3 separate regions of the Homo sapiens genome follow, and regions 2 and 3 are each linked to region 1. A link is a loop called in an ENCODE intact Hi-C map of the cell type or tissue named here. Cell type or tissue: heart right ventricle. All regions are shown on one strand. Each heading gives the region's core, and the rest is flanking DNA. Links, peaks and the distances in the headings are about the cores only.

Region 1 (10,024 bases), core at 2,976-5,475:
ACTGTCCCAAGAGATCGGGACTTGCTGAAGCTTGGAGAGTTGAAGGCTGAGCCAGGTCATAACCCCGTTGCTGTAGCCACTGTAGTACCTGAGTGGACTTAAGAGGCACACAAACCTTATTTAATGGATTCTGTGTTTATTCTTATGTGAATCAGAGATCTCAGAGCCCAAAGCTCTGGCTCATATGTCTAGAGTGAGGAAATAGTCTCACCCTCTGAAGTTCCGGGTTCAGTTCTCTAAATGGAGAATAAGGTCCCTTGCATTTAAAAACTCCTTACAACCTTAGAGCATTTTGCCACTTACATGGCACTTCCTTTGATGTGAGGCAGCTGTTATTCCCATTTTACGGGTGGAAAAACAGACGGAAGCTGATTTGTCTTAACTATTGTGGTAGGGTCCAAACTGGATCATTGGGATTTCTGCTCCCAAGTCGTCTCTTTTTTCCTTACTGTGCTAATTTGTGTGAAGAATGGACAAAGGAAGAGAGTTTACAGACTTTTTCTTGGAGGAGTAGCACACAGGGTGTCTGTATAGAGAAGGTCTCAGGCAGGGGTCTGCACCTGTGGGTGCAGTTGGAGGCAGACAGCTCTGCTCAGACAGGTTAGACACAGTGAGGGTGCAGGGGGCTTATGTGTTCAAGTGTATGGTAGACACACCTGAGAGTGATAACTCAAGCACAGCCTGAGAGTGACCCTGTACAGCAGATGCACCTGAAAGCAGTTCAGAAGTCTGAGCTAAAGATTCTGGGAGTGGCCAACCCGGAGATTAATTTCTTATCTATGAGAACATCCGAGTTTCCCTGCTGTCCAGTGGGACACGGCCGTACAGGGGATTGAGGCCCTTTCTTTTGGATTAAATGAAGGCTGCCAGGTGGAGGCTGTTAGGGGAAGGGTGCGAAGTGAAAATGCTGTAAACTGCACGTTTTTCACAAGTGGCTGTTGTTCTCCTGCCCAGCGTGCCACCACAGGAGCATCCCCACGTGTAAGTTTCCCACTAATAAAGCCCCTGGTCTCGTATGCTGGCCCTGCGTCTCTTCTTCGGTCTCTTGAACCTGGTGCCCTCCCTACTGAAGTGAATAGGGGTCCGGCACAACATCAAGGAACTGACAATTCACCACGACCTTGTGAAGGGGACCCAGAAGCCAGTCAACCAAGGTGGTCCAAAAAGCCACATCCTCAGCTCCTCCTTTGAGGGACCTGACGAGGCTGCCTGTGGGACCAGGGAAGGAGGGTCTCGCTTGCATTGTGCCCATGTTCACCTGGCTCACAGGTGCACCTGGAACAGCCAATAAGTGTCCTGGCTGCAGTTGGAGGGATGAATCTTCCTCCATAAATCCTGAAGAGCAAAAGAGGTCCTATTTTTTAAAAATTTAAACCAACCTAAATCTAACTCAGAGCCCCATCCTGACTGGCCCCAGGGGATTTAATCTCCTCCATTACTGAGGCTACCTCCCCCTCCCCAGGGTCGCTCAGGAGTCCTGGAGAATTACTTCTTGGAGCCCAGGAGGCAGGGTATGCAAGGGCCTCTCACCATGTCATGCTGATCTCCCCCTTGTCCCTTTTCCCACAGGCCTCTGTGTTGGGTCATGTTACTGCTCCTTGTGACCTGGGAACCTTGGCCCAGGCTGGTAGAGCTGGTGTGCAGGGTCCAAAGTGCCCATGCAGCCATGCCCCTTGGAGACCCTGCCCCTTCTCCACAGTGATGCTGGGGCAGGAGTTCAGCTTCCTCTCCCCTCACCCTGCTCACTCCTTGCTTTCCTCTCTCAACAGCATCTTGAACACCTGATATCATCTCTTGAATAAGCCCAGGAATTCATGAGAGACAGTTCAAGAGGTTGTCTTTGAATTATTATTTTTTTTAATTTCTACCCCAAAGAAATCTAAAGGGCTGAGTTATCCCTTTGGAACAGGGGACAGATACTGGGGAAAAACACAAAACACAAACTAACATCTTAAAATGAACATAATCAAACTAGCTTGGAGGGGAACCTGCAGACCACGGAGACTAATAGCTGCTTCTGACACTATTAACAATTGCCCCAGGCTCAGTACGGCCTGGAGAGGGTGGCAACACCATGAGATGGCTTTGGGGGTCTTAGCCCTTAATAATTGCCACAACTCTCTCTGCCGCTGGCAACCTTGGATGAACACACTCTAAGTAGGTTAAATGGTGATCGAGCTACACACACACAAACTGCTTGCCCCTTTTTGCCCTTCTAGAGGGGCTGGAGCACCCCCCGAATGGTACCTGTGGTACCTGTGTTAAGAGCTGGCACCCTGGAGGCAGGTGTGGGAGGAAGGCTGACTGGCCAGGGAACTGGGGGAGCTGTGCCTGAGGGGTAGGCTGGAGATGGGCTTGCTGGATTTCCACTCTGCAATGAGTGTTTGATGAAACCCAGGCGCCAGCCAGCCAATCTCCGTGGTCAACTTTCCCAGCACTTCCTTTCTCAACCTTAGCTTCAGGGATGAACGTGGTGGCTGGACAGATCCTCATCTGATTGTCATCCAAAACCTCCATGAATCTGTCCACTGCTGCCCGAGACATACCTACCTAGAGGCTCAGCCAGCAGGGCCTTTGCCTGAACTCCAGGCATCCTGTGCCTGAGCCAGACAAACTGCAAATGGACAAGCCTTGAACAAGCGTATGTACACCTAATACAAAGCAGGCAGTGAAAAAATGCAGGAAGATGATGAGGAATGCAGGAGTCACGGATTAGTGCCTGAGGACAAAAGGCTGAGATGAACTCTGGGATGTTTTTAGAAAGACAAGATCCATATCCAACCCATTCCCAAAGGGCAACTGTCTGAAACAGCTCTTGACATCCCCTTCTTCTCACCTTCCGCAATGATTGAATTCAGGTTCTCTGCATCTCTTGCCTAGGCAATTGAAATAGCCTTCTTGGTAGGCTCTCTGACGTTTCATATATATATATGTATATGCATATGTATATAATTTACTATGTGTCTATTATGTGTCAGGTACCACAGTAGGCACTTCTGTATATTATCTCATTTACTCCTCTTAACAAGTCTATAGGCTGAGTTTCATCACCCCCATTTGACAGATGCACCCCCATTTAACAGATGAGGCCTCTGTGGCTCAGAGAAGTGATGTGGCTTGCCTGATGTCACACAGCTGGGGTACAAGCACCATGCCATCTCCGACCACTTGCCTTCCCAGCCCCCCTCCACATTCCACTGGTCTAGCGGTCTTTTTCTGAAAGCAGAAGTATTCGTATCATTCCGTCTCTTGAAGCCTTCAGTGGCTCCTCACAGGCTCCAGGATCAGACCCAAGCCCCTTATACAACTTGCGAGGCCTCTTCCACCCTCCTGCTGCCTCCTTGCCACTGACCACACACTTGTACCACAGCAAACTATTTGTAGCTTCCTAAACATGCCGGGACTTTGTGCCCTTGCTCCCTCTGTCCTCTTGGTGTGGGATGTTCTTTCCGCCCTGCCCCACCCCATACCCCGTTTCCTGCGCCTGGAGGGATCCTACACAGCTGCTCGAGCCCAGCCCTGACGTGGCTCTGCCATCTCTGCAAATCCGTCTCCCACCATCCCCCAGCATGCACACACACGTACACGCGTGCGCACCCACACCCTCCTCTGCCCCTCCGGCCCCCTGCTCGGCGTGAGGGCCGCTGTTGGCGCATCTGGCGTGTCTCCTCTTGGCCTCTCCTCTGGCACCTGTGGCTCATCTACTGTATGATGATTGTCTGTTTACCAGGCCATAGGTCCTGTTAGACTAAACTCTGCGAGGGCAGGATGGTGTCCTTGGGGCCTTGAGAAGAGCCTGGCAGAGAGCAGAAGCTCCGTAAATATTTATTGAATGAATTGAACAGAGTTGAGTGAACAGAGAGCACCTTGGGACAGGGACAATTTCAGTCACTTCCACGCCCCATCTCGTGGCATGCGCCTGGCACCCAGTGCATGTGCAGTTAAGAGTGAATGAATAAGGTCAGAGGAAAAGACAGGACGGGTGGGAGGAGAGTGGTGGGAAGGTTGGCCACAGATTCCAGTGCAGGTCTGGACACAGCTCTGTTCCTTCCGCCAGGGGGCGTGGGAGGCCTGGGCCGGGCCTCCAGACTCCAGTAATTCCTTCCTTTCTTAAAACCCACAAGAGGATCCAGGCGCGCCTGTCGTCCCAGCTACTTGGCAGGCTGGGGCAGGAGGATGGCTTGAGCCCAGGAGTTCGAGGCTGCAGTGCACTATGATCGTACCCATGCATAGCCACTGCGTTTTCTGGCCTGGGCAACACAGCAAAACTCTATCTCTGAAAAACAAAACAAAACAAAACAAAACAAAACAAAAAACAAATCCACAAGAGGCTGGAGGTTGCTTCCCTCCACTGAAGGGATCAGGAGGCAGCCAGGAGCAAAGGGAAGGAGTCCACCCAAGGCTGGATTACCCAAAACAGTGGGCTGGGGTTTGGCCTGACCTGCTCTTGCCTGATGGGACAGGAAGGGATTGGGATGCACCTTGGAACAGGTAGATGCTTGCAGTTGGAGGCTATGACTGGAGCTGTCGGTCTAGAGCCGGGAAAGGGCTCATATTTCTTCATCGTCACTTCTGAGAGAACTGAGGCCCAGAGATGTCAAATGACCTGGCATCTCAGCCAAGTACAGGCCTGACAGGGAGAGGCGGGACCTGCCCACACACCCACCAGCCTATCTCCTGAGGCTTCAGGCCACATGGCTCTGTGGCCACTCTACTGGGCCCAACTGTCCAAACAAGACAGCTGGGTGATTTTTGTCTAAATTAGATGCCACCAAATATTTGTATTATAAAGAGTTTTTCAAGTGTTGTAGTTTTGTCTTTCACTCTCCCCATGAACAGATTTGCAAGGGGACCCGGATTAGCAGTGAGAGTGAGAGAATGGAGCAGGTAGGAGGTGCGGGGAGATGATACAGGCCAACGGTGCTGGAGAGCTGGAGCATGAATCTGAATTGCTGTTCCACTGTGGCTGAGCCTGGCCTGCCTGGACATCTTCCTCTGGCCAGTGTCCCTTCTAGGCACTGGGCTGCCATGAGGACAGGCTTTTGGGTGGTGCTGTACAACAGCAGCTGACCTCTTGGGTGCTGTCTCTGCTACTGCTTTAGCGATCTCTGCTGTAGAGCTTCCGTCCCTGCCCCTGAGTATAGGCTCAGAAGCCCCACTATCCTTCCAGAGGCTGCTCTATGTTACTTCCTCCAGGGAGCACTCCTTGATTCTGACCCTCTGCCGGGGACAATCTCTCCCTTCTTTGAGTTCTCATATTAATTTGTTTATGCTTCTTTCATGGGATTTGCCTCTCCCCTTGCATGACTGTACAAAAGTGGCATAGCATAGCCGCTAAGATGGATTCAGACTCCCTGGGCCCAGATCCTGACTCCGCTGCTTACTAGTTGTACTGTGGTGTGAGAGTCTCTTGGCTGGGTGCGGTGGCTCACGCCTATAATCCCAGCACTTTGGGAGGCTGATGTGGGCAGATCACTTGAACCCAGTGTTCGAGACCAGCCTCAACAACATGGTTAAACCCTGCCTGTACAAAATTAAAACATAAGTAAAAATTAGCCAGGCGTGGTGATGTGCGCCTGTAGTCCCAGCTACTTGGGAGGCTGAGGTGGGAGGATCACCTGAGCCCAGGAGGTTGAGGCTGCAATAAGCCATGATTACGCCACTGCACTTCAACCTGGGCAACAGAGTGCAACTCTTGTCTTTTTTTCTTTTTTTTTTTAAAAAAGAATATCTTACTTTCTGTGTGCCTCAGTTTCCTCCTCTATAAGATGGGAATAATAAGAGTACCTTTCTTACAGGGCTGATGAGGGTTTTTAATGAATTACTACATGTAAAGTGCTTAGGTCAGGACCTTGTACATGGCAAACACCCTTTAAGTGCATGCTATGATTGCCACTGGAGTGTTTGTGTCTGTGCCTTACCTCCTTATTAAGCCTGTTACTTCTTGAGAATGGGGTCAGCCCCTTTTACTTAAGGCAATTTGTGTCCCTCACTGTCCTGGCGCAGGGCCTGGTTCATAGCCGGTTCTCGCTGACGGTTTGGGGAATGATGATGAGGTCCGATGCCTTCTCCCTGCGTCTGTGTCCCTGCTGCAAGCCCCTGCAGAGCGAGCCTGTCTCCGCGGCTCAGGCCCTTCCTCCCACAGCCTGAGCCCCAGCAATTTTCCCTGGCAGCTCCCACGTTCCGGACTAACTTTAGGGTTGGTTTCCAGCTGTGGTTGGATTTTTCTGTTTGAAAAATATTTTAAGCAGCTGGTGGGGAAGGGGTGGAGAGGTGGGAAAAGAATAATAAATAAACTTGTGAAAGGAAGATTGTCTAAACAGCTAGGAGCTGCCACTGCCAACAGCTTGGTCTCCGGGCCATGCCAAGGACTGGGGAGCTATCAGGTGGTTGGTGGTGGGGACGGGACACTGTGCTGGCTTCCCAGGCCAAGGAGAAAGACTCTCTGCCCCTCACAAGCACTTCTCGCGCTTCCTTTCACATTATGCCCTGCGTGAGTTTCCAGGATGCAAGAACTACACGTGGAGAAAGCTAGTTCTGCCGCAGGCGGGATTGAAGTTAGACACTGAAAAGAACTTCTTAGTATCAGAGCCCATCCCTGTAATCCACCTTTATTTCCCCTAAGACCTTGTTTTTCTCCAGAACTCAACTCCTTTTCAGCTCTGGTTATGTAACGCCTCGGCCACTCCCACCTGCCTCCAATGCACCCCATTCACCTAACAGCACACTTCCCTTTCGCCCTTCCACGGCCCCGTCCTCCAGCGCCCTGGTTTCATCAGCTTCTTCTTTCCTTTCAGCCCGGCTCTGCCACCGAGGCCCTCGGGCTTCTTTCTTCACCTCAGCCACCTCCCTCGGTGGGGGTGGGGAGACCTCCTTCCTGGACAGAGTGGGCCGTGGCACAGGTGGACAGCCAGGCCCAGAGGCCCAGGGTCACCCTACACACAGTCGGAGGAAAGGCTCATGCTGCCCTTGTGCAGTCTGGGGACTGTGAAGACAGAGACCCACAGAAAATCAAGGATGGGAGAGAAACTAAATCCGAGTCAAACAGAAGCTGAGTCAGAGGGACAGGGAGCGAGTCAGATGTGGAAGGAGGGCGTTGATGACCACCGGGCAGCTCCCTGGCCAGGCCCTCATGGACATTCCTGTGGCCTCCGATGGCAGGGTGGGCTCAGCCCTGAGGGCTGCCCGATGCCCGGGGTCCAGGGCTTGGGTGGGCAGGAGGCCCCGCCTCTGTCCTGGCTTCTGAGAGCTCCCTCCACCTTCACCTTGGGAGACTGCCAAGTCAGCAGGCTGATGAAAGGGGGTGATGCCTGTGCTCAGTGGCAGAGTGTTCCTCAAAGTCTAGGGGAACCCATAGCAGGGGAGAAAGGGCTGGGGATGTTGGGGGTTTGGGGGGCTGGGGAAGGCAGGGGTCCTTGTCTGGGGCCAGCAAGTTGGGGTGCCCAGGCCCAAGGAAGGGGCTGTGTTGAAGAGTAGGGGCGGTGGGTAGGTGTGGAAAGGGGCCTGTCTGGGGTCTAGGGAGCTTTGCAGGGGTCAGAACCACCCCGGGCAGGAATTCAAGAGTGGGGAGATGTGCCCTCTGTCCTCAGCAGTCTGCGGGGGAGAGAGACCACGGGAGGGAGGGCTGTTTGGAGTGGACTGACAGCCTCCCAGAAAGTCATCTGCTCTTCTGGGCACCCCCCAGCAAGGAAAACGACATTGGTCTGAATTTATAACTGGAATCTGTACTCATTAGCTGGTCCTTGCCATCCAGCAAACTCAGCCACAGCCCTACCACTCTCTACCTGCTTTCAATTCCCTGGGAAACCAGGCGAAATTTAGAGTCCCAGAGGTTCCTCTGAGGGTGTGAAGATGGGAATTTGCACTTCCTAGTACTACTTTTACATTTATACTGAGCAGGAAAATGTCCAAAGTATTTACTTTTTCTTTTCTCATTGTGAAACATAACATATGTATATTAAATATATATGTACAGATTAATAAATAATTATAAATCAAACACCTAGGTTTCCACTGCCTAGGTCAAGACATAGAATACTGCTAGTACTCTAGAAGCCCTGTGTTCTTCCCTGATCACAACCCCTGCCCCACCCTGAGGGAACTGGGATCCTGATGTTTGTGTCATCATTTCCTCGTTTGTCTTCCAAAGACTGTAGAGTTTCTTAGATATTATCATCTTTGAGTTTCACAATCACCTTATTATTCCCATTTTACTGATGAGGAAACTGAGGCTCAGGAAGGTTAAATAACTAGTCCAACACTAGAGAAGAAATAAGTGGCAGAACCAGGATCATGTTTTGGATTGGCTGGGTGTTTCCCAGGGTGTTCCTTGGTTAAACTAGAATCCACAGGAAACTCTGGGACAGCCCAGCATTGCGAATAGCACCCCAGTGCCCTAGAGAAGAGGGAGGGCATCTTCATAGCCAGGAGGGGTGCTGCTCACCAGGAATTGTTGACTCTCCTGGCTTTATCAGTAGGATCCTGGTTTCTGAGTACCTGGCAAGAAATGGCAAGGCTCCCAGGGAGATGAGTTGGAGGCTGGGGAAGCAAGAGGAGCTGAGCTGACCTGAGATAGGATCAGTGACTGGAGAGAGCCTTGGGCCCTTCCTGATACATGCCAAGGGAACCCAGGATTGTGGGTATGTGCCTGAGCCAAGTGCTACCCAAGTTTTGCCAGATTCACCAGGTGTGCCCTCCTTGGTGGGCCAGGTGTGCTCGGGGTGTGTGTGTGTGCGCCTGTGTGGGTGTGCATGTGTGTGTGGATGTGGGAGGTGTGCGTGTGTGTGCATGTGTGCTTGTGTGTGTACATGTGTGCATATGTGCGTGTGTGTGCATGTGGGTGTGAATGTGTGTGTGCGTGTGTGTGCATGTGTGTGTGTGCATGTGTACCTGGCATGTCCACATCTATCCACAGACTTGGATTGTTCTGAACCCTTTTCTCTGCCCTCACCTTTTTCTTTATTATAAGATTGTACATGCTTATTATAAAAATTCATATACAAATGTCTAAGTCTAAATTATCTTAGATATAATTTCTTTTAACTATTCCATATTTATCCTTTTATACTTCTTTCAAGTACATTCAAATATATAGTTATTTACATGATTTAGATACACATATCCAAATGTAGTAGTATTAGGTTTATTTTTAACAAAATGGTATCAGAATCTATATATCATTTTTCACCTTTTTTCCCCACTTAATAAGCCTTGGTCATTTTCTCTGCCAGTATCAATGGGTTTATGTCACTTTCAACAGCTGAAGAGTACTCCATTAAACAGATGTATCATCATCTGTTTACCTGGGTGGACTCTTCACTCTGTGCCTAGCTCCCCCAGAAGCTGCGAGAGTAGGGTGCCAGAGGGATGGGGTGAGGACGAGGAGACTAGTCAATGTCGGCCATACCCTGGGAAGCAGCCCAGGCTCAGCGGCCCTTTGACATCTTGCAAATGGATTCCAGAACTCTGCTCCTTCACCACCTCTACAACCCCACCCACTCCCAAGTCCATATCTCCTTCTCCAGTCCTCTGTCTGCTGTCCCCCTGCCCTTCTCCCTCTGACCCTTGACCTCTGTATAGTGCTGCGGGTTTGGGGGTCTCCCGGGTGGGCTCCCTGCTTCCCAGCTCCTGGCCTCTGAGGCTGGCTGATCTCCCAGAACTGTGAGGAACTGGGGCTTGAGGGACCCTGAGTTCAGGAGGCTCTGCCGAGACAGCCTGGCCTGGCCAAGACAGCCACCCAGGCCGACCCAGGGGAGGCACCATGCTAATGGAGAGGCTAGCACTGCCCATGCCCAGATGGCAGCTTCCTGCTTCCCAGAGGGCATGGGGAATGGGGACTGTGCCAGGTAGGCGTGGTGCCCCCGCCCCTGCACCAATGTCATGGAAAATGTGAAGCCTTGATCTTTGTTCTTGATTGTTCCTCCGATTTTTACAACTGGAAACTGGCGGTGTCTTTGTTCCCATCGGCTTAGGAAGGAGATGTTGAGGGCTGGGGACAGGAGGCAGCTGAGTCAGCAGCTGGAGG
Region 2 (10,024 bases), core at 4,490-6,989, 230 kb after region 1:
TACAGGGACACTGTGTCCACCCAGGCTTGGGACCAAGCTTCCTTGATGGCCAGTATGGATAGGGAGTGGCTGTTCTGGCATATTGAAGTCTTAGAAAGTGCAGAGAAATTGAGCATTTCTTGGGGGAATGGAGGGAGAATCTGAACCCGAGAGAGGAAAGGCTCAGATGAAGAAAGGCAGAGAGTCAGAGAGGTGAGGCAGAGGAACAAGAGGCACAGGTTACTACAGCAGTGATTCAGGCACCTGGCTTGGGGAGCAAGGCTTACTCAGAGTGTTGGTGTTAATGGTGCAGTGTGGGGATGCTGGAGTGAGTTGTTAGGGTGACTAGTTACTCATCAGAGTGTCCCCAGAATGTCACAGCAAAGTGCCTATGAGGAAAAGTTCCTCCCACCCCTGCACTCCACTGTCAAATCCCAAGGTCACCTTGAAGCAGACTAAGTGCACAGAGAAATGTGAGAAAGTGCTGGCATGGGGCTCTTGCTGGAGACAAAGTTCTTGAGCAGAGATGAAAAAGCCCACTCAGCTTGGGCCGGCGGGGGTGCTCTCCTGCACGTCCAGCTGACTGCTCGCTTGCAACCCTTCTCAACTGGTGCCAGCTGCTGGAATGAAGTGAATTCTTTCCCTGGACTCTGCTGATTTGGCCCATTAAAAACATTGCCCTGATTTGCCTGAATTCTCTCCCTTTGGATTCTGGGTGTACTGCCAGGCTGACTGAGCAGGGAGCTGATGGGCTGAAAATTTCTCCTTAAGGTCTTTGCATTCAGGCTCCAAGGGAGCATCATTTAACATTCAAGAGGAGTTCCTGCCGGCTTGAAGGAACAAGTGGCCTTGGGCCTGGTCTCTTTTAGGGACTGGAAACCTGCCTTCCTGCCCACCTTGGAGGCCTGACAATGTGAAGTTGTCTGAGGACCCGGGTTAACCTTGACCCAATGCCTCTCTGATGTAAAGAATACAGACCTGTAGTGATGAAGTCAGCCAGGAAACCAGCAACACAGATGTGCTGACAACCCAGCCCAAGGGATGGCCCTGTTGAAACCCTGGGAGAGTGTCAGCTAGATTAAGTGTGTCGACGGGGCCACAACACAGGGAAGACTGCTCCAGCCAGTCTGAACACTTGTCACTTGGAAGATGGGCATGAAATATTGCCACCGTTTATTCACCTAACAAATACTTCTATGGTACTACTATGTGTCACTTGCTGTCCTAAGTGCTTTACATATATTAACTCATTTAATTCTTACAAATATTCTATGAGATAGGCTCCATTATCATCCCACTTTTACAGATACGAAAACCAACGCACAGAAGTTCAAATAACTTGCCCAAGATCACATAGCTAGAAAGCAGTAGAACCAGAATTCCAGCCTCAAGCAGTTTGGCGCCAGAGTCTAGGTTCTTGACCTCTCTGCTATGCTGTCCCTCATTAGACAAAGTATCAACCTTAATCCCAGAATCCAATACTAGGGACTGGTAACCAAACCCAACCTCTAATATTTAAGCTCTAACCCACTCCAGGCTTAAATTAAGATACTACACCTGTATTGAATCATAACCAGAACCAAGCCCCCAAACAAAACAGGGATTATTCATCTTTTTCTCATCCTGACACATTCCTCAACCCCGAATGTCATCTTAAGTCTATTCCTATTCCTTACCCAAATATCAATACAAAATTGTTAATTTATCAACTAATTTAACTCAAGCCCAAATCCTAACTGTAGTTCTTAACCTAACTAACCCCAACCCTGGTCCAAATTAGGTTTCAGTTTCCTCACTGATACAAATTCTGATGCTGATGGTAACTCTGACTCTGATCTTGACATTCTCTGTAACCCACAGTATGACCTCTGAACCCAGCGTTCGTGAAATCCAAACCTCAGGAACCTCAAATCGAACAAAGACTCTGTTATCACCCTTAAAGCCCAGAGTGGATAGTGGGTTTCCACTGTTCCTTCAAAATGTCTTGTCTTATGTCCCTTGCGACCAAAAGCTTGCTTCTGCAAACCATTTGGCTGCAGTGGGGGATGTGGTCTGTGGTTACATAATAGAATGCTATGCCAGAGCCCAATTCTCACCCGCACCCGCCTCATTCCCCACCCTGAGCATAAATTCATCTGAATGTACTCCAAAGACGGGAAAGAACAGAAAGATGTGACACAGGGGGAAAGAGCGTGCAGAGAAGACCAGAAGGGGAGACAAGAGCAAAGAAGCAAATAACATAACAGGGATGGAATAAGAGCCAGCGGAGGGTCAGGGGCAGGGGACATCCCTGGGGCAGCATGACATGACAGGTGAAGGGGGCCTGTGGGCTACACCCAGTTCACAGACCTCTTTCTTTGGTGTGCTTAAAGTGTTACAAGGTTGGAAAATTTCACATAAAAATGAAGATTTATCTTGAAAAAAAAAGGGAAGGCTCTGGCAACACTGAGCACACATCCCAACATGGCCACAATCGGCTAGAGCTGAGCATCAGCTGCAAATTTCAGATGGAGCATTGCTCTCAAGTTTGTCACGGTCTCCATTTCTTCCTACTGCCTCATACCCTGCTTCTTTACTTGCTTATGTTATGGGCCTAACCCAAATAGGGATTTGGGTTTGTGATCCTGGTCTCTTTGATGAGCCTTGAAATATTTGGTGGGTGTTGGGTGGTGGGGAGGAGGCTTATGTTGTGCATGGGAGGCTGTGGATGTACTTCTCCTTTGCAGAGAGTAATGCCCTTCCCTGCCAGGTACACTCCTGCCCTGGTCTGTGAACCCTCCTGCAGGAGGCACCCTGGGGAGAACAGGGTCTCCATAGAGCTGAGTTGGTGACCTTTACTGCCCATAGGAAAAATAGAATCCTGTGCATCTCGATGTAATGAGAAATTTAACCGGGACGCTGCCTGCCAGTGTGACCGCCGGTGTCTCTGGCATGGGAACTGCTGTGAAGACTATGAACATCTGTGTACTGGTGAGCCTCCTTGTGAGACGAAGGCATGTCCAGCCTGTCTAAGGGGCCACTGGCCTGGGTGTCCAGCAGGCCAGAGCAGCGTTCAGGACTCACAGGGGCTCTAAGGGTCTGGACAGAAAGCACTGAGGGACAGAGGCAGGGTCAGGAATTTGGCCACCACTTTTCTCAGGTTTTCTAGGATGCCCCCAACTTAAAATACAGTAGATGTCATTTACCTAGAATTTCTGTCTGAAATATCAGTTTTAACAATATCTTGAAAGTTTAAGTACTAAATTCTAAAAAAGGGTAAAATGATAAAAATAATATTTTAGTATGTATGACATTATTAATTGTTATTCAACACTTTAAATCACAAAAATGTAAAAATGGTAGCAAACTCTCACAACTTGTGTACTGCCAGGAAGACTGCATGGTGTCACAGTGACGGACACGATTCATACCACTCTTCCTCTAGTGAAGGGACCACGTGGTGCAACATCTCCATACCATCATTTCCAGCCTACCAATTAGAACAGGACATGCACCACCTTTAACTGCATAGTTTTAAATGAATACTTGAAAAAAATCTTGTATGAATAATCAACTTGTTTAGGTGCTTCCAATGTTGTCAACTCCCAGATTAATGATCTTCTGCTTTGTGACACAAAGCCTTGATGTCAAGCCATGCACTCTGACTCCCAGTTTTGAAAACATGGTCACTGAAGCCACGTTAGGTAATGGCCATCAATTTCACTGCATAATCATTGCACAGGTTGTGCGTTGTGCAAGGGAACCTAGTTAAGCAGCAAGCTGGACCAAAATCCAGTCTGTATCCTTCTCATCAGGTTTTGTGCACTGGTGAAGAGTTGTGTCTGCTGAGAGAAACAAGTGTGTTTTCTGAATTTGCCCAAAGGTGGTAGCCAGTCAAGCACCCACAGAGCTGCTTCCACTCGTATGGAAGCTTTTTTTCAATTTATACAAAAACACCATATGTATTAGTCCATTTTCATACTGCTATGAAGAAATACCCGAGACTGGGTAATTTGTAAAGAAAAAGAGGTTTAATAGACTCACCGTTCCACATGGCTGGGGAGGCCGCACAATCATGGTGGAAGGCAAAGGAGGCGCAAAGACACATCTTACATGGTGGCAGGCAAAGTGCGGGGGAACTGCACTTTATAAAACCATAAGATATCGTGAGACTTATTCACTATCACGAGAACCAGCACAGGAAAAACCCGTCCCCATGATTCAGTTACCTCTCACCAGGTCCCTCCCGTGACACATGGGAATTATGTGAGCTACCATTCAAGATGAGATTTGAGGGGGGACACAGCCAAACCATATCACCATATAAGCATATGTATTATACATTAGCACCACATATATATTAGCACACACACATACACCTCCTTCCCCAGGCAGGGAGACCCAGGCCGAGATCAGCCGGAATCAGAGCCTATGCCTTTTCTGCTGTCCTTGTGTCCCCACTTTTTCTTACCATTCAGAAAACACAGGAAGGCTTGTTCACCTTGGACCATCAGGCTGGCATTCAAGATAAAGGCAATACCCAGCGTAGTAGCCATTTCATCTTCAAGTTTCTGATTTGCAACTCAGAACCCCTTTCCTATAGAAAAACATATTGGAAATGATGGTTAGGATTCCAGCTCAGCACACAAAATTCTGTTTAGCATAAAATGTGGCTGAATTCAGAACTCCATGGATTGCCAGCACTTAGAACACAACCTGACACATAGTAAGTGATCAGAAGATGTTTGTTGACTGAAGAATAACCTAACTGGTAGTTCTGATGGTAATAACTTTCCAGCAAACTCACTAGTAGATTCTGAATCACTTTGTAACAGTACTGTTTGTTGGGTGTGTGGAGGGGGTGCTGGTGGGGGGATTATTCCACTGTGTGATGAGAGAGGAACTCAGAGTCCCCAGGAACATTTCTCCCCCCTGCATCACCCCCAACCTCAAATCCACCCTTCTCCACCCAGAGCTGAGCTACAGTCACTCAGCTTGCAGGTGAAGGGAAAGGGGCAGCAATAGGAATGTGCTTTTCTGAACATGCCTTTTCCCTAGACACAGTCTTTGTGGCCATTTCCAAGTGGGGCAAAGAAAGAAGGGAAGTTGGAATCTCAGGAAACAGCTCTTATTCCTTGAGGCCCTGAGAGTTTACCCTGAGCTCTGACGAGAAGTTTTTCTAGGTACAGGATGTTCCTAAGTGAGGGCTTTGTCATTAGGACAGCATCAAGCCTCTATCCATCTGTCAACTTTTGTTAAATCAGAGTTTTCATCACCGAAGTCAGAGTTTTCAATCCAGATGTGTCACCTGGGGAAATTATTTTCCTTTTTTATAAGTTTTCTATAATGTGTCTTCCATTGGAAACATCTTCCATTTTCTGTTTTCATCATCATTATTTGGTGCCTGTCCATTGGACCCCAGCCCCTGTTCAGAATTTGCTTCCAGTGCCCTTGCTTGTCCCCTGAGGCTGGGGAAACAGAGAACCAGAAACCAAGCAGCAGGGGAATTCTCAGGTTGTTGGTGACTTTATTTTTCTATCTACCTGCAGAGGACCACAAAGAGTCAGAGCCATTGCCACAGCTGGAGGAAGAGACAGAAGAGGCCCTCGCCAGCAGTGAGCCTGCCTCCCCAAAGGGGGGCCCTCAAGATAAAGCAGGAGGGACATGAGGGTGACAAGCAGGGGCGGCCATGGCAGTGGCACCAGGCCCAGGCCTCAGCCAGATGAGAGAGGCTTGTTGGATTCTGGGAACCTGGGCAGGAAGAAGCCTGGGGGGGCTCAGCCAGCCTGGGGGGCCATGGGAGGAGGGTAGCTAGGAAAGAGAGCCTGAGGCCTGGAGAGGGAAGTGGAAGAGATTTTATTTTTAGAATGAGAAGATTAGAAAAACAGCAGGCCAGAAAGTAAAGTTCGGCATCAGAAAGGACTTCCTGACTGTGAAGGGTGTGCACGAATTAGGTTTGTTTGTTTTCCTTCCCTGGAGATCTTTACTGGGCAGAGTGAAGACAGCCAGGCTAGGGAGCGACAGCCTGTGGGGCGTTCAGAGCGACCTCTAGAGGTCAGCCCGGGACACACCACCCCTCTCTTCTCAGACTTGTACTCGGCACCCACCTCCTGCCAGGGCCGCTGCTACGAAGCCTTTGACAAGCACCACCAATGTCACTGCAATGCCCGCTGCCAAGAGTTTGGGAACTGCTGCAAGGATTTTGAGAGCCTGTGTAGTGACCACGGTTAGTCTTCTGCTCCCTTAGCTAAGCTGCAGAGACAGAAGGACTTTAGAGCAGGTTCTCAACATGTGGTCCCTGGACCAGCAGCTTCAGCAATGTCTGAGAACTTGTTAGAAACACAAACTCTGGGGCTTCACTCCGGGCCTACTTAATTAGAAACTCTAGGGATGGGACTCACTGTCCTGTACTACCAGGGCCTCCAGGTGGTTCTGATGCATGCTCAAGCGTGAGACCCCTTCTAGGGGGAAGGGGCGGGGGACATTCTGTGGGCAATGCCGTGTGGTGATTTTACACGTCCTTTAGGCTCTGGGCCCCTGTCCACCACTAGGGTGTCCAACTGTGGCCCCCCTCCCTCCTTGCTGGCTTCTTGAAGGTGCCCAGGAGGGGAGGTACACAGATAATTTCCTGCCCGCCCCCCTTTCCCTCTGGCTCTGAGGCCACCCCTCTTCCAATTCCTCCCAGAGGTCTCCCACAGCAGTGATGCCATAACAAAAGAGGAGATTCAGAGCATCTCTGAGAAGATCTACAGGGCAGACACCAACAAAGCCCAGAAGGAAGACATCGTTCTCAATAGCCAAAACTGCATCTCCCCGTCAGAGACCAGAAACCAAGTGGATCGCTGCCCAAAGCCGTGAGTTCCCACAATTCCTCTTTCTACCCCCTAAATCTTGCCCCTATCCTTGCTTCTTTCGATGTCTCGACTTTTTATCCTCAAGTCAGGCACGATCAAAGGGAGAGCAGAAAAAAAATAGTTCTCCAGAGACAAAGCCATCTTGAGGGACTGTGGATATCCAGTTGGGAGGGTTTCTGTGATTGGCCAGGCTGAGGATAGAACAGCTCTTCCAAAACATGAGGTGGAAGAAAAGTGACCTGATGTGTGACTTTCAAGAGTACCCGAAGTGCCCCCTCGGCTCCTGAACCCAGCCCTCGCCTGTCTGCCCCTGGCCTGTCTAGAAGTCTCTGGAGGGGTCGCTGCCCTGTGTTTGGGGCTCTCAGTGGGGCTCCCCTCTGCCTCCCCCAGACTCTTCACTTATGTCAATGAGAAGCTGTTCTCCAAGCCCACCTATGCAGCCTTCATCAACCTCCTCAACAACTACCAGCGGGCAACAGGCCATGGGGAGCACTTCAGTGCCCAGGAGCTGGCCGAGCAGGACGCCTTCCTCAGAGAGATCATGAAGACAGCAGTCATGAAGGAGCTCTACAGCTTCCTCCATCACCAGAGTGAGTGAGCACCCCCAGGCCCCAGAGCGCATGAGTCTGTCTGAGCGAAGCCAGGTGGGCGGGGGAGGGGAAGGTTAGGAGGGCAGGTGAGGAGGCGGTGGGGACTCTGTGGAGGTCAGTGTACATCTGGGAGGGATGAGGGATGAGGCCAGGGGGAAGCCAAGGAGAGGTTAGGAACCCAACCAGGAGCTGGCACATCCTCTGGCTGGCTGGCTTGGATATCACCCCACCTTTGACTTCATGTTAACTGCCTCATGCACGCCCACCCTCTGCTACAGTCTCAGGGTTCTCTGCCAGGTGTGAGCCTCCCCTCACATCCCACCCCCACCCAGAGCACGTCTCAGCCACCTCCGCGATCCTGGAGTCAGCACCATGTTTCAGACAGGTAGAGTCGCTGACTCTACTCCCTCCTCCCGCAATAAAGTCCAGGAATCGGGTTGGCTGAGTCCACCTTTTGGCTGGGGAAACAACATCAGAGAATCAACAAAGGTTCAGAGCGGGAAGTCCTATCGGGAAGAGTTGTGGTTGGAAAGCCTCCAGGTAGAGACACATTTGAGTCAGACCAAAAAAGATTTTGGCCGCAGGACTTCTTGGCATGGAGTTGTGTTTGTTACTGTCCTGCAGATTCCTTTCCCAACTCCAGGCAGCTGGGCTTTGTCTCAGGGGTGGCTCTGTCCGGGTCTTCCCTCGTTGTCCCTGAGAGTGCCTTGGCTCAGAGCTGCTGCCTCCCTTAAGAGTTGGTGACACTGTTTTTAGGTAAAGTGACAGCGACACAAGAGTGACTCTATGAAGAAGTTGCAATCCTGTGCTGCCCCCTGGCGTTCTCTTCGTAGTAAATACACAAGAGAATCTTGGAGGTCTAGACTGAGCAAGGGCTTTTCAAATGAGAGAAACGGAGGCCAGACAGGCTAGACTTATCTGAGGCCACAAATGAGTTGGAAGCGGAGCTGGGGCTGGAACTCAGGGTTCCGATGCCAAGGCCAGGCTGTCCCGTTACTAACTCTCTCCTCACCTCTCTCCTTGTCCAAATCCCACTTATCCTTAAAGTTCTATGATAATTCATATCCCACCGCATTTGTGAAGGCTGCACCTGCCCCAGCTCACTCTGGCTTTCGGCACCTCTGCAGAGTTTGGAGTGTGGTCCACAATAGCCTTGGGCCAGAGAGACTTGGTTTAAATCTTGGCTCTGCCACTTGCTAGTGACTTGACCCTGGGCAATTTATTTGACCTCTCTGGGACTTCCCTTTGAAATGGGGTTTTTGAGGATGACTGCTTATAAAGCACCCAGTAGAAAGCCTGGCACTCAGTCCTTGCTCAGTAAGGGGAACTATTCAGTGTGTGAAACCATTCTCTGTTATTTTATGTAGTCTTGTTTTCCAAATGTGTTTTAAGTCCTGGAAAGGAAGGAATATGTCTGGTATCTCTTTTGTATTCACCATATAAAATTGTGGGCAGTAAACAGTCAATCTTTGATGGTTCCCTCATTGAAATCTCCAGCCCTGAACTTTCCCAAGGGCCTTCTCAACATCTTCCACTTAGCTATCTAACTGATATTCACACAGAACCTAGTGTAGAAATAATTTTTGGTTCCCATCAAAAATACCTGCTCCTCTCTGGGTCTTCCCCATTTCATAAATGGCGGGCATAACCCATCCGGTTGCTCAGGCCAAAAGCCTAGTAGTTAGATGTAATTGTTCTCTTTACCTCAAAGTTCCCTACTCCCATCTCCTCCATCAGTAATGTAATGTCCATCACTCCCACTTCAAAATATGTCCTGGGCCTACTGCTTCTCTCTCCTCCTCCGGAGTTAACACCACCATCTAAGCCCCATCAACTTCTTACGTAGACAAAGCATGAGCCTCAAGACTGGTCTCTCTGCTTCCACTCATACCACCCCATTGCCTTTTTAACATACACAGCCAGGGTGATCTTTTAAAAGGTCCTATCATACAATTCCCCTGCTTAAAATCCTTCAGTGGCTCTGCACTACCAAGAAGCTATAGAGTTGTTAAAGAGATTGGTCTCTGGAGCTAGACTGAGTGGACTCAAGTGCTGTCTCTACCTTTCATTAACTGTGATCTTGCATGAGTTTTATACTTTGTCCGTCTCAGTTTCTTCATTTCTAAGTTGGGGATAATTAGTACCAAGCTTATATGAAGATTCAACGTGAGGATTCAGTGTTACATTGAAAGCACTTAAAATGGCAGGCACTAGGTGGACAGAAAGCAATTAGTAAATCTAAAACATTTTTTGTTTTATTTCTATTTGCCTGAGACCTGACCTTCTTGCCATGGCTTGAAGGATCTGACCCTTGGCTGCTTCTCAAACCTCCTCTCCTACCACTCTCCCCTCCTGCTCCAGCCTCACTGACTTCTTTTAGTTCTTTGAGTAGCAAACTCAAGTCTGCCTGGAGCCTTTGCTCTTGCAGTTCCCTCTACATGGAGGAATCTTCCCCACAGATCTTTGTGTAGCAAGTTCCTTATCCTTCAGCTCTCTGATCAGTGCTACCTTTTCACAGAGGCCTTTCTGATGTTCCTTTCTAGAAGACCCCCCCCCCCCGCCAACTTATGTGCCAGCCCTTTCCCGTCATTACGGGCTACTTTGCTTCATAGCACTGATCTG
Region 3 (10,024 bases), core at 3,839-6,338, 79 kb after region 1:
GCTGGCTGTTTGATCAATGTTAATAACTCAACCAACAATATCTATTGAATAAGATATCTTTAAACAGAAAACTCACATAAGACAAGGTTATGTGTTGATCAGTTGATGAAAATTTTGTGACCAGAGGCTTGCAGAAACCTCACCCTGTGTTTCCTCCAGGAACAGTGTTTCAATATTCACTAATCCAGTGTCCACAGTGACTATAGACCATAACTACCATGAATAATGAGAATCAGCTATACATACATCATTTCTCCTCTTCTTCCACCCCTGATGCCTGCTTCTCCTTCTTTGCTTCATCCAAATTTTATTTGGAAGTTTTCCATTTTGATCTGGTCCAAATAGTTGCTTGAGAACCCTGTGGTCACTCATATCTGTTTGTGAAACTCTGATCCCAGGAAGCAAGGACAATGTCAGTGGTCTGTACCTTCTCTGTGGTGGGTACTGCATCCTTGCATCCTTGGGAACACAGAGATGACAGGAACCAAGTCCTTGCTCTCAAGAAGCTTGCTTGACCATTTCCTGATAGTTATTGACAGACAGCATTGCTTGAATATTGGGTCACTAGCTCTTTTCCAAGCCCTGGAGACCAGTAATCCAATCCCATTTGACCATTTAGTATTTGGTTTGGCTTCTAAGATAGTTAACTAAACTGCTCTAGGAGCTAGTTGTTATCATCAAAACGAGTCTAAGACTCATAATCTAGCTGAAGTGTGATGATGGTTAGAAGGTTAGAGAGGGATCACAGTTCTATTGATCTATGATCAGGCATTAGAGGCCATTGCTGGTCAATTCCTCCTGCAAGCTATTTCATGTTGCTTGTGCTTCCTGTTATTCTGGAATACAGGGACATCCTCAGAGAAAGATGATATTTCCAGTGTGAATATAAGGTTGGCACAGGCAGGCTTATAGATGGCCAGACACCTCTTGGCTATATGTTAACAACTAAAGCATAAGTAAGAGCCAGAGGAGGAAAAACATTTGGAATAGGTCTATTCCAAATGACATATATAGTGGATGATCCATATATGTATATGCATGTGGATGCATATGGTCATGGATGGCTTCGTCCGGAGTCTGATATAAAGGAAAAGGTGTAATGGACAGAGAAGAAAATCAGAGGAACCCCTTTGATGAAGAGAATGAAGGTGGATGGTGAGGTTTAAGAGCTGATCCTGGAAGGCAAGATGAGAAACAGGTCATCGTTTGCCTGCTTATCTTGTCTTCTTCCTCCCTGTTGGGATGCTTAAATAAGGACTCTGTGCAGCTACAAGCTAACAAAGACAGTGCAGAGAAGTGCGTTTTCGCTTCCTAGCTCCAAGGTTCTTGAGGACTTTGTTAATTATGGGTCATGCGGAGTGCAGGGGGCAAAAGGTAGGCTGGCGAGGATCCAGGAAGATGAGGAATGTTCTGGCATTCAGGAAGGTCACCCCACTGATATTTGTAGCTCTTCTAGCAACCTGATGTGAAAGGAAGCAGAGAAATAGGGCAGATGTCCAGGAATTTAAAACCTAAACTGCTTAAAGGAGAGAAAATAGAGAAAAAAGGGAGGAACAGCCACACAGGGTATTCTATGGGCACAAGTAAATGAGTGACCAAGAAGTCAGTGTTGCTGGAGAGACTTTGTCCAGGTCCACTTTGGCAGCTGACCTCCATTCACAGATATTCAAGGATGTGAATGAAAGAGAATGAGTGGGGTTATCTATGGATGTTCCAAGAGTAATGTTCAGAAGCTTGGGTAGAGGAGGCCAAAATATTTGGAGAGGGAAGGTCACTGAAGCTATCAAGAAAGACAGCTGCAAGGATAGGATTTTACATTACCTTTTTGTCATTCTTTTATTTCTTTTGAAATTCAGCACTCTAATCAGGGCTCATTTGCATGACTTTGCACTCAGCACACACTTGAGATCTTCCCTGTGCTTGGGTTATACAGGGCCAGTGGAGAGCATGGTCAGATGTGACCCCACACTTCCAAAGCATCCTTCTAGAGACTGCCTGAATCCCTAGAGGGATTTGTCCTAGAGGAGTCCTTCAAACAGCCTCTGCTTCATGCTCCTGGACTTTGGGAAAGCATGTTTTTGACTGCTGCTCTAGCTTGGATTGAGAGATGGTACATTCCTGATGAGAACCATAGTATATATGAAGATCAGTGTATTAGTCCATATTCACACTGCTATAAAGAACTACCCAAGACTGAGTAATTTATAAAGAAAACAGGTGGCCGGGCGCGGTGGCTCACGCCTGTAATCCCAGCACTTTGGGAGGCCGAGGCGGGCGGATCACGAGGTCAGGAGATCGAGACCATCCTGGCTAACACGGTGAAACCCCGTCTCTACTAAAAATACAAAAAATTAGCCGGGCGAGGTGGCGGGCGCCTGTAGTCCCAGCTACTCGGGAGGCTGAGGCAGGAGAATGGCGTGAACCCCAGGGGGCGGAGGCTGCAGTGAGCCGAGATTGCGCCACTGCACTCCAGCGTGGGCGACAGCGAGACTCCGTCTCAAAAAAAAAAAAAAAAAAAAAAAAAAAAAGAAAACAGGTTTAATTGACTCATGGTTCTGCATGGATGGGGAGGCCTCAGAAACTTACAATCATGGCGGAAGGTAAAGGGGAAGCAAGGCCTGTCTTACATGGCAGCAGGAGAGACAGAGAGCAAGTGAAGGGGGAAGCGCCACACTTTAAAAACATCAGATCTTGTGAGAACTCACTCAGTATCACAAGAACAGCAAGGGGGAAATCTGTCCCCATGATCCAATCATGTCCCACCAGGCCCCTCCTTCGACACATGGGGATTACAATTCGAGATGGGATTTGGGTGGGGACACAGAGCCAAACCATATCAGTCAGATTCCTTGGAGTCAAACAGTTCTTGATTCTAATTCCAGCTTTCAGACTTGCTAGCTGTGACTTAAAGCAAGTTATTTAACTTTCCCGTGCCTTTTTGTGTCACTTGTAAAACAGGGATAATATCTACCCAAAGGTTGTCGAGAGCATTGGAGATAGTATGTAAAATACTGACCTAGAAAGCTTCCAGTGGTGATAGCTAGTATCATTATCCCTTTTTAGTGTCTTAGTTTTGAGGACAGATGGTCCTTTCTTCCTTTTCTCTACCATGGAACTTGGAAAGTATAACTATGTGATGTGTTGGCAGTGGTCTCTGAAAAGAGGTTCCTAAACAGAAGGAGTTAAATATCAGGTATGAAGAGGGAAGGGCTGGGCCAGGGGCTCTGAGAGAGCTTCATGTCGGTCAAAGGCTGGGTAGAACTGGCTGGTGCTCAACAGAACTGGACAGTGGTTGCTGTAACTAGCACAGGGGCTGTGGCTCTAGACATCAGGAGCTACAGCACATGAAACAGAAATATGGTTTCAAACTCTGCTGCCTGCAGGCTCCCATGCTAGGCACCCAGAGAGCAGGCCTAAGACATGGTGTCTGCTTCAGGGGTCTCAAATTCTTAATGAGATGTTTAAAATCTACTTTAAAATCTACTTTCACCCACTCTCAGCACTCCCTCCCACTGCCTCTTTCTGCTAGTTTCTCTTCTTTCCCTTTATTTAGGGTTTCCTTTGTCCAGGTCCTGTTCCCTTTTCCTTTATTTAGTTCTTACAACCCTCTCTGAAATGTTGCTCCCATTTTACAGATGTGGAAACTAATGGATGGGAAGGTTAAGTAACTTGCCCAAGGTTGTGCTTTAAGATTTAAACTCAAACATATCGATCTAACCAAAGACTGCATTTCATTTTTAATGTTTAGGTAGTTGTAGTGGGTAGTGGATTTTTTAAATGTAACGTCATAATATGGCTTTTTAAAAAGCCAACAGTTTAAGAGGATATGTAAGTGAAAAGTAAATCACCTATTCAACCCAATTCTTAGTTCCCTACCTCCTCCAGGAAGCTGTCACTGTTGCCAGCTCATCGTGTTCGCTTCCAGATTCTTTATGTAAAAGTGCATATGTGTGTGTGTGTATGTGTGTGTGCACACACGTCACCATTCTGCATCTTGGTTTTATCTGCTAAAGAACACTTCTTCAAGCTCATTCCCATTTCAGCATTCTTCCTCTTTCTTTTTCATAGTCACAGAGTATTATATGGAGGTTCTGTGAGATAAGAAACCAGTGCCTGGCTGGGCACGGTGGCTCATGCCTGTAATCCCAGCACTTTGGGAGGCCAAGGTGGGTGGATCATTTGAGGTCAGGAGTTCGAGACCAGTCTGGCCAACATGGTGAAACCCCATCTCTATTGAAAATACAAAAAATTGGCCAGGCGTGGTGGCACATGCCTGTAATTCCAGCTACTCGGGAGGCTGAAGCAAGAGAATCGATTGAACCTGGGAGCCAGAGGTTGCAGTGAGCCCAGATCGTGCTGCTGCACTCCAGCGTGGGTGACAGAGTGAAATTCCATCCAGAAAAAAAAAAAAAAGAAAGAAAGAGAGAAAAGAAGGAAGGAAGGAAGGAAAGACAGATAGACAGACAGATAGAAAGAGAGAAAGAGAGGAAGGAAGGAAGGAAGAGAGAGAGAGAGAGAAAGGAAAGAAAGAAAGAAAGAAAGAAAGAAAGAAAGAAAGAAAGAAAGAAAGAAAGAAAGAAAGAAAGAGAAAGAGAAAGAAAGAGAAAAGAAAGAAACCAGTCCTCTGTCATGGTCATTTAGGTTCGGTCTTTGGCTTCTCCAGACAGAGCTGCAGTAACCACCATTGCGCCCATGGACCGATCTACCCACAGGATAAATACCTGGAAGTGGCTTTACTGCGTTAAAATGTCTGTGTGTTTAACATGCTTCGCATTGCCAATTGCCCTCCAAAAAAAAAAGTCTGTGCTCTTTTCTACAGTGCTAACCATCCTTTAATGTTTTTTTAAACCCACCTGAGGAGAACCCCCTGATGCTGCCTCTCACATACATGTAGGCCCCTACATCATTTGATGTAGGTCTTTTTATTCCTTTAGATTTGCTGGGGTATAATTGACAGATAGACATGGTCTATATTTCAGGTGCACAACTCGATGTTCTGCTATACATATACATTGTGAAATGATCACCATAATCAAACTAGTAAGCATTCCCAGCACCTCACATAGCTTTCAGATCAGGAGCTCTCGCTAGTTCCTGTATCCTGAGCAGACGCTGGAATCTCTGTGACAGTGCAGTGGAGATGGAGCCCAGAGGGGATAGTTGACCCTACGCCTGGGTTATGCAACGTGCGTCTCTGCTGGCAGAGGCCACCTACTGGAGAAAGGCCCAACTGTCCCAGGCCTGAGGCCCTGGCCCCAGGCTCTTGATGCTTTTGTGAGGTTTTTGTCTCTTTCTGTTTTGATAAACTGGTCTCTGGCATGAGAATCGGTCAATGTCCTCTCTCACCCCTGGCTTTCTAGAAACTGCATCTATATTTAGCTTGGTTGCCCCACCCCTACCCCCCCTTCCTGAGCTGGGGTATAAATGCCAACCAACCAGAGGATGACAGGGTCCAGGCTCAGAGAGCAGCTGAGGCAATGGGCTCTCATGGAAACCTGAAGCTCTTGTTTCTCAAATCCAAACCAGCTCACAGGCAATTAGTATTGGGAGGAAGGCAGGGTAGGGTGTAGACCTTCAGGACAAAGCACAGAGCCAGGGTTGGGCAGTCTGGCTGCCCTGACTCCTCGTGGGCAGAGAGTAAATGACAGCCACACATGTGGAAGTGCCCTTGGAAGGCAGGAGAACAGGGAAGAACAGGACCTCTGAGCCAAGAGGATCTGTGGCCCAGCAAACAGACATGTTGGGCCAGACACACCTGAAAGGCCAGCTCTGGGATCTGAGTTCCAGAGAGCCTCTGGGTCTGGCAGTTGGAGCTGGGGAGCAAACTTTCTATACCCTGAACACTGACCCCACGCTCCAGAGCGTAATGGTGTCCTCTTCCTTTTCAGTGTTCTCGGGCTTCATATGACAACTCTTAAGCAGAAGCAAGGGCGCCAAACTTTTTTTTTACCCCCAGTACTTTCTCTTTTATTTTTTATTTCTAGAGACAGGATCTCACTTTGTCACCCACACTGAAGTGCAGTGGCACAATCTTGGTTCACTGCAGCCTTGACCTCACCAGCTCAAGCGATCCTTCCACCTTAGCCTCCCAAGTAGCTGAGACCACAGGCGCATGCCACCATGCCTGGCTAATTTTTTTTAATCTTTTGTAGATACAGGGTTTCACCATGTTGGCCAGGTTGGTCTCAAACTCCTGAGCCTAAGCTATCTGCCCACCTCAGCCTCCCAAAGTGCTGGGCTTACAGGCGTGCTCACGCCACTGCACCCAGTCCCAGTACTTTCTCTTAATTCAGCTCTGCACTATTTTCTCTTCCTATTCCTTTTTTTTTTTTTTTTTTTTTTTTGAGATGGAGTCTCGCTCTGTCCCCCAGGCTGAAGTGTAGTGGCACGATCTCAGCTCACTGCAAGCTCCACCTCCCGGGTTCACGCCATTCTCCTGCCTCAGCCTCCCGAGTAGCTGGGACTACAGGCGCCCGCCAACACGCCCGGCTAATGTTTTGCATTTTTAGTAGAGATGGGGTTTCACCGTGTTAGCCACAATGGTCTCGATCTCCTGACCTCGCGATCCGCCTGTCTCGGCCTCCCAAAGTGCTGGGATTACAGGTGTGAGCCACCGCGCCCGGCCTTCTCTTCCTATTCCTAGCCTCATTCCTGTTGTCAGGCAAAGTGGGGCTGAGTGGCAATCTCCAACCCTCCTGCGTATAGACATCTGAGATGGAGCTTCATATTTAAAGTGACATGAGAAAAATGAGAGAAAGATGGCGAAGCAGTGGAATCTCTTTTCAGGCAACCCTGCAGCTGGGGGGGCTGCCCCCAAGTGAGGGTCAAAGGCAGGCTCCCTGGAGCCTGGGGAAGGACAGACGGGGCCTCTGATAGGCCCTGGGGCCTCAAGAAGCTCTCAGTCCCGGGCCCAGTCTGGTGAGAGGCTTTGGCTCACATCACTGTAGGTGGTGGCTGGGCTAGGCTGACGATGTGCTGTCTTCTTGGTGCCCATGGCCTTGCAGGCTTAACAGGAAGAGCTCTGAGCCAGACAAGACAGCCAGTGGGAGGACAGAGCAGCCCCTCAGTGACCAGAGCGAAATGCCCGGTTGTTGAAAAACAAAAAAAAAAAAAAGGAAATGAGAGTTTCTTCTGAAATAGAAACTTCTGGTCCTTGAGTAAGTTTAGAGAATTACGGGCATTCTGAGGCCTGAGCATTTGTGGTGACGGATGAAGCCTCAAGAACCACAAGGTTGGTGGGAGGGACACCAATCTCATGTCCTGGAACATACAGATGTCCCTGTGGGGATAATTGTATCTCGTTTCTGGGGAACCCTAACAGTTCCCAAGATGCTTCCATATTCTCTTGTCCCTCCAGAAAAGCAGCAGTAAACAAATAGAGGTGAACGGCAAAAGGCTTTTTGTTTCTACGAAGATGGAAAAAAGCCTGGCGTATAACTTCTTTCTTGTTAGCTACTGCAGGGTTAGGACTGGGCCTGAGGCGGGCTAGACTTGGAGCTAAGGAGCCCCTGATAGCCTGGTGCTGCTCCACCTCCTGACAACCCTGGCTCTGCAGTAGGCCCCTTGGGTGATGAGGGTTGTCACAGCAGGGTACCAGAGCCAAGGTCCAAAACCAACAGCAGCTGCTTCCTTGACTGTTGGGTCATTCTTGGCATTGAGCCACCTGGGGCTGTTTGGGGCATCAACTTCACTGAGCACTTTAAGTTTCTGGGGTTGAAAACAATCCAGGAAGCTAAAGGCTAAGCCTTAGATCCCTAAGACTTCCAGACCTAGGAGCCTGCACTTCTTGCTGAATATCCTCACCTGTAAGTTTCTTAACCTCAGTGGTCCCACGTATAAAGGGAGGGAGTTACACTGACGGTCTCTTGGGCCCTCTGTGGATCTAAGAGTCTGGGCCTGCCTGGGACTGCCAGTAGAGCCCTACTCTGGTCTCTTCTCTATCCCAGGGGCTGAGTCGGTGTGGTCCCCAGCTGTCCATTTGCTAGAGCAAGCTTGACAATTGATGAGTGCGATTCCCCTCAACCCCATGTATGTTCTAGTGAATGTGAACAGTGAGTCATGTTTTACCAAGAATCCTAACTAATGCCTGGCCCCTGAGCAGATGACGTCAGTAGCTCATCTCCAGGAAGGAAATGGTTGGGCCTGGGCTTTGGCTTGGAAGGCTTGGGCATCTTCACACTCAGCAGTTCCTTGGAAGATGCTGCTGCTCATGCAGACAGTGATTCTGCCACCATCTTTCCCCATCTAACTATGTCAGAAAAGTGGGGCCTACTCCTGCTGGGGCTGGGAGGAGGACAGGACTCTCAGGACATGGATGATGAAAAGCCTCTAGGGAGGTGCCTCAGGGAGGTGTCCTTTATGCAGCCTCCCAAAGTCCACGTGGTGTGGCTGGCAGTGGGAGAGAATGTTCGAATTAGGAAAATGAGCCCTTAAATGTGCACACTTGTGCACACACACACACACACACACAACTTACATAGGCTACAAGGGTGCCACTTTTCTTTTTCTTTTCTTTCTTTTTTTTTTGAGACAGAGTCTCATTCTGTTGCCTAGGCTAGAATGCAGTGGCACAATCTCGGCTCAGTGAAACGGCCGTCTCCCAAGTTCAAGTGATTCTCCTGCCTCAGCCTCCCGAGTAGCGGGGACTATAGGCATGTGCCACCGTGCCCGGCTAATTTTTGTATTTTTAGTAGAGATGGGGTTTCACTATGTTGGTCAGGCTGGTCTCAAACTCCTGACCTCATGATCCACCCACCTCGGCCTCTCAAAGTGCTGGGATTACAGGCCTGAGCCACCACACCCAGCCTCAAGGGTGCCACCTTTCTAGCTAAGAACACTTCAGTAGTTTTCTGGGTTTTTTTTGTTTTGTTTTGTTTTGTTTTTTGAGACAGGGTCTTGCTCTGTTGCCCAGGCTGGAGTGCAGTGGCATGATCTTGGCCTACTGCAACCTCTACCTCCTGGGTTCAAACGACTCTCCTGCCTCAGCTCCCAGCCCCCAAGTAGCTGGGACTACAGGCATGCACCATCATGGCCAACTAATTTTTGTATTTTTAGTAGAGACGGAGTTTTGGCATGTTGGCCAGGCTGGTCTCAAACTCCTTACCTCAGATGATCCGCCCACCTCAGCCTCTCAAAGTGCTAGGATTACAGGCCTGAGCCACTGTGCCCAGCTCTAGTTTTCTGTTCCTACAGAGCTCCTGCTTCCTCTTCCTTTCAAAAAACCCAAGGCCAGGCCTCAGGATTTCCACCTGCTTGTCTGGCCCCTTCTTTTTCTGGGCAGGTTCTGGGATGTCTAGAGCTATGGTTTGGGCCTTTTCTTCCTTCCATGTACACATCTATCCCTGGAACAGGAGCTATTCCAGTCACAGGTCTCTAGAATCTAGAAGACTTCATGCTGAGACTAGCATCCTTACTTCTCATAGCGGCTCATTAAATGTTATTATGCTGGCTACTCTGGAGATTTCAATATTTAAAAAGGTTTCTTCGGCCAGGCACAGTGGCTTACGCCTGTAATCCCAGCACTTTGGGAGGCCGAGGCAGGCGGATCATGAGGTCAGGAGATCGAGACCACAGTGAAACCCCGTCTCTACTGAAAATACAAAGAATTAGCCGGGTGCGGTGGTGGGCGCCTGTAGTCCCAGCTACTCGGGAGGCTGAGGCAGGAGAACGGCATGAACCCAGGAGGTGGAGCTTGCAGTGAGCTGAGATCGCAACACTGCACTCCAGCCTGGGCGACAGAGCGAGACTCCATCTCAAAAAAAAAAGGGTTTTTTCTAGGGAAATGCACTTTTGTTATTTCCTGTTTAATTTTTTAAAATGGGAAGGGGAACAGAGTACTGTAAAATAAGTATAAGAGTCGGGGCGTGGCTGTGCGCGATGGCTCACGCCTGTAATCCCAGCACTTTGGGAGGCCAAGGCAGGCGGATCATGAGGTCAGGAGATCGAGACCATCCTGGCTAACACGGTGAAACCCCATTTCTACTAAAAATACAAAAAAAAATTAGCCAGGAGTGGTGGCGGGCGC

Evidence for each region. A loop is a pair of places that touch in the nucleus more often than their neighbours do. Peaks named below come from ENCODE experiments on the same cell type or tissue, not always from the same donor. Only the 100,000 strongest peaks of a DNase experiment are listed, where the experiment ranks them.
Region 2: a loop joins it to region 1, with 2.4 times the contacts of the local background. A loop is called at or near these places in 29 of 110 quality-filtered maps.
Region 3: a loop joins it to region 1, with 2.0 times the contacts of the local background. A loop is called at or near these places in 27 of 110 quality-filtered maps.

What each region holds. Positions count from the first base shown.
Region 1 is chr12:47,943,674-47,953,697 of GRCh38, reverse strand. No RefSeq gene overlaps it. Among named protein-coding and RNA genes, the nearest start is that of TMEM106C, 15 kb to the left of the region's middle. In heart right ventricle, for the core only: CTCF peaks have their summits at 3,859 and 4,062 (motif pointing right); a DNase peak (open chromatin) is centred at 4,067.
Region 2 is chr12:47,713,678-47,723,701 of GRCh38, reverse strand. It overlaps ENDOU (endonuclease, poly(U) specific), which reads left to right. Exons shown (of 10, transcript NM_001172439.2): 2 at 2,827-2,949; 3 at 5,508-5,573; 4 at 6,047-6,184; 5 at 6,644-6,812; 6 at 7,203-7,402. RPAP3-DT (RPAP3 divergent transcript) reads right to left here. Exons shown (of 4, transcript NR_183480.1): 2 at 4,430-4,555; 3 at 4,003-4,102. Among named protein-coding and RNA genes, the nearest start is that of ENDOU, 6.8 kb to the left of the region's middle. RefSeq lists enhancers at 5,457-5,506, 5,847-5,966. In heart right ventricle, for the core only: a CTCF peak has its summit at 6,015; DNase peaks (open chromatin) are centred at 5,731, 6,011 and 6,771; H3K4me3 peaks cover 885 bases; H3K27ac peaks cover 2,500 bases.
Region 3 is chr12:47,865,856-47,875,879 of GRCh38, reverse strand. All of the region lies in intron 3 of VDR (vitamin D receptor), which reads left to right. Among named protein-coding and RNA genes, the nearest start is that of VDR, 34 kb to the left of the region's middle. RefSeq lists enhancers at 6,016-6,065, 6,832-6,901, 7,002-7,181, 6,887-7,387. In heart right ventricle, for the core only: CTCF peaks have their summits at 5,057 and 5,256; DNase peaks (open chromatin) are centred at 5,219 and 5,459; H3K27ac peaks cover 1,326 bases.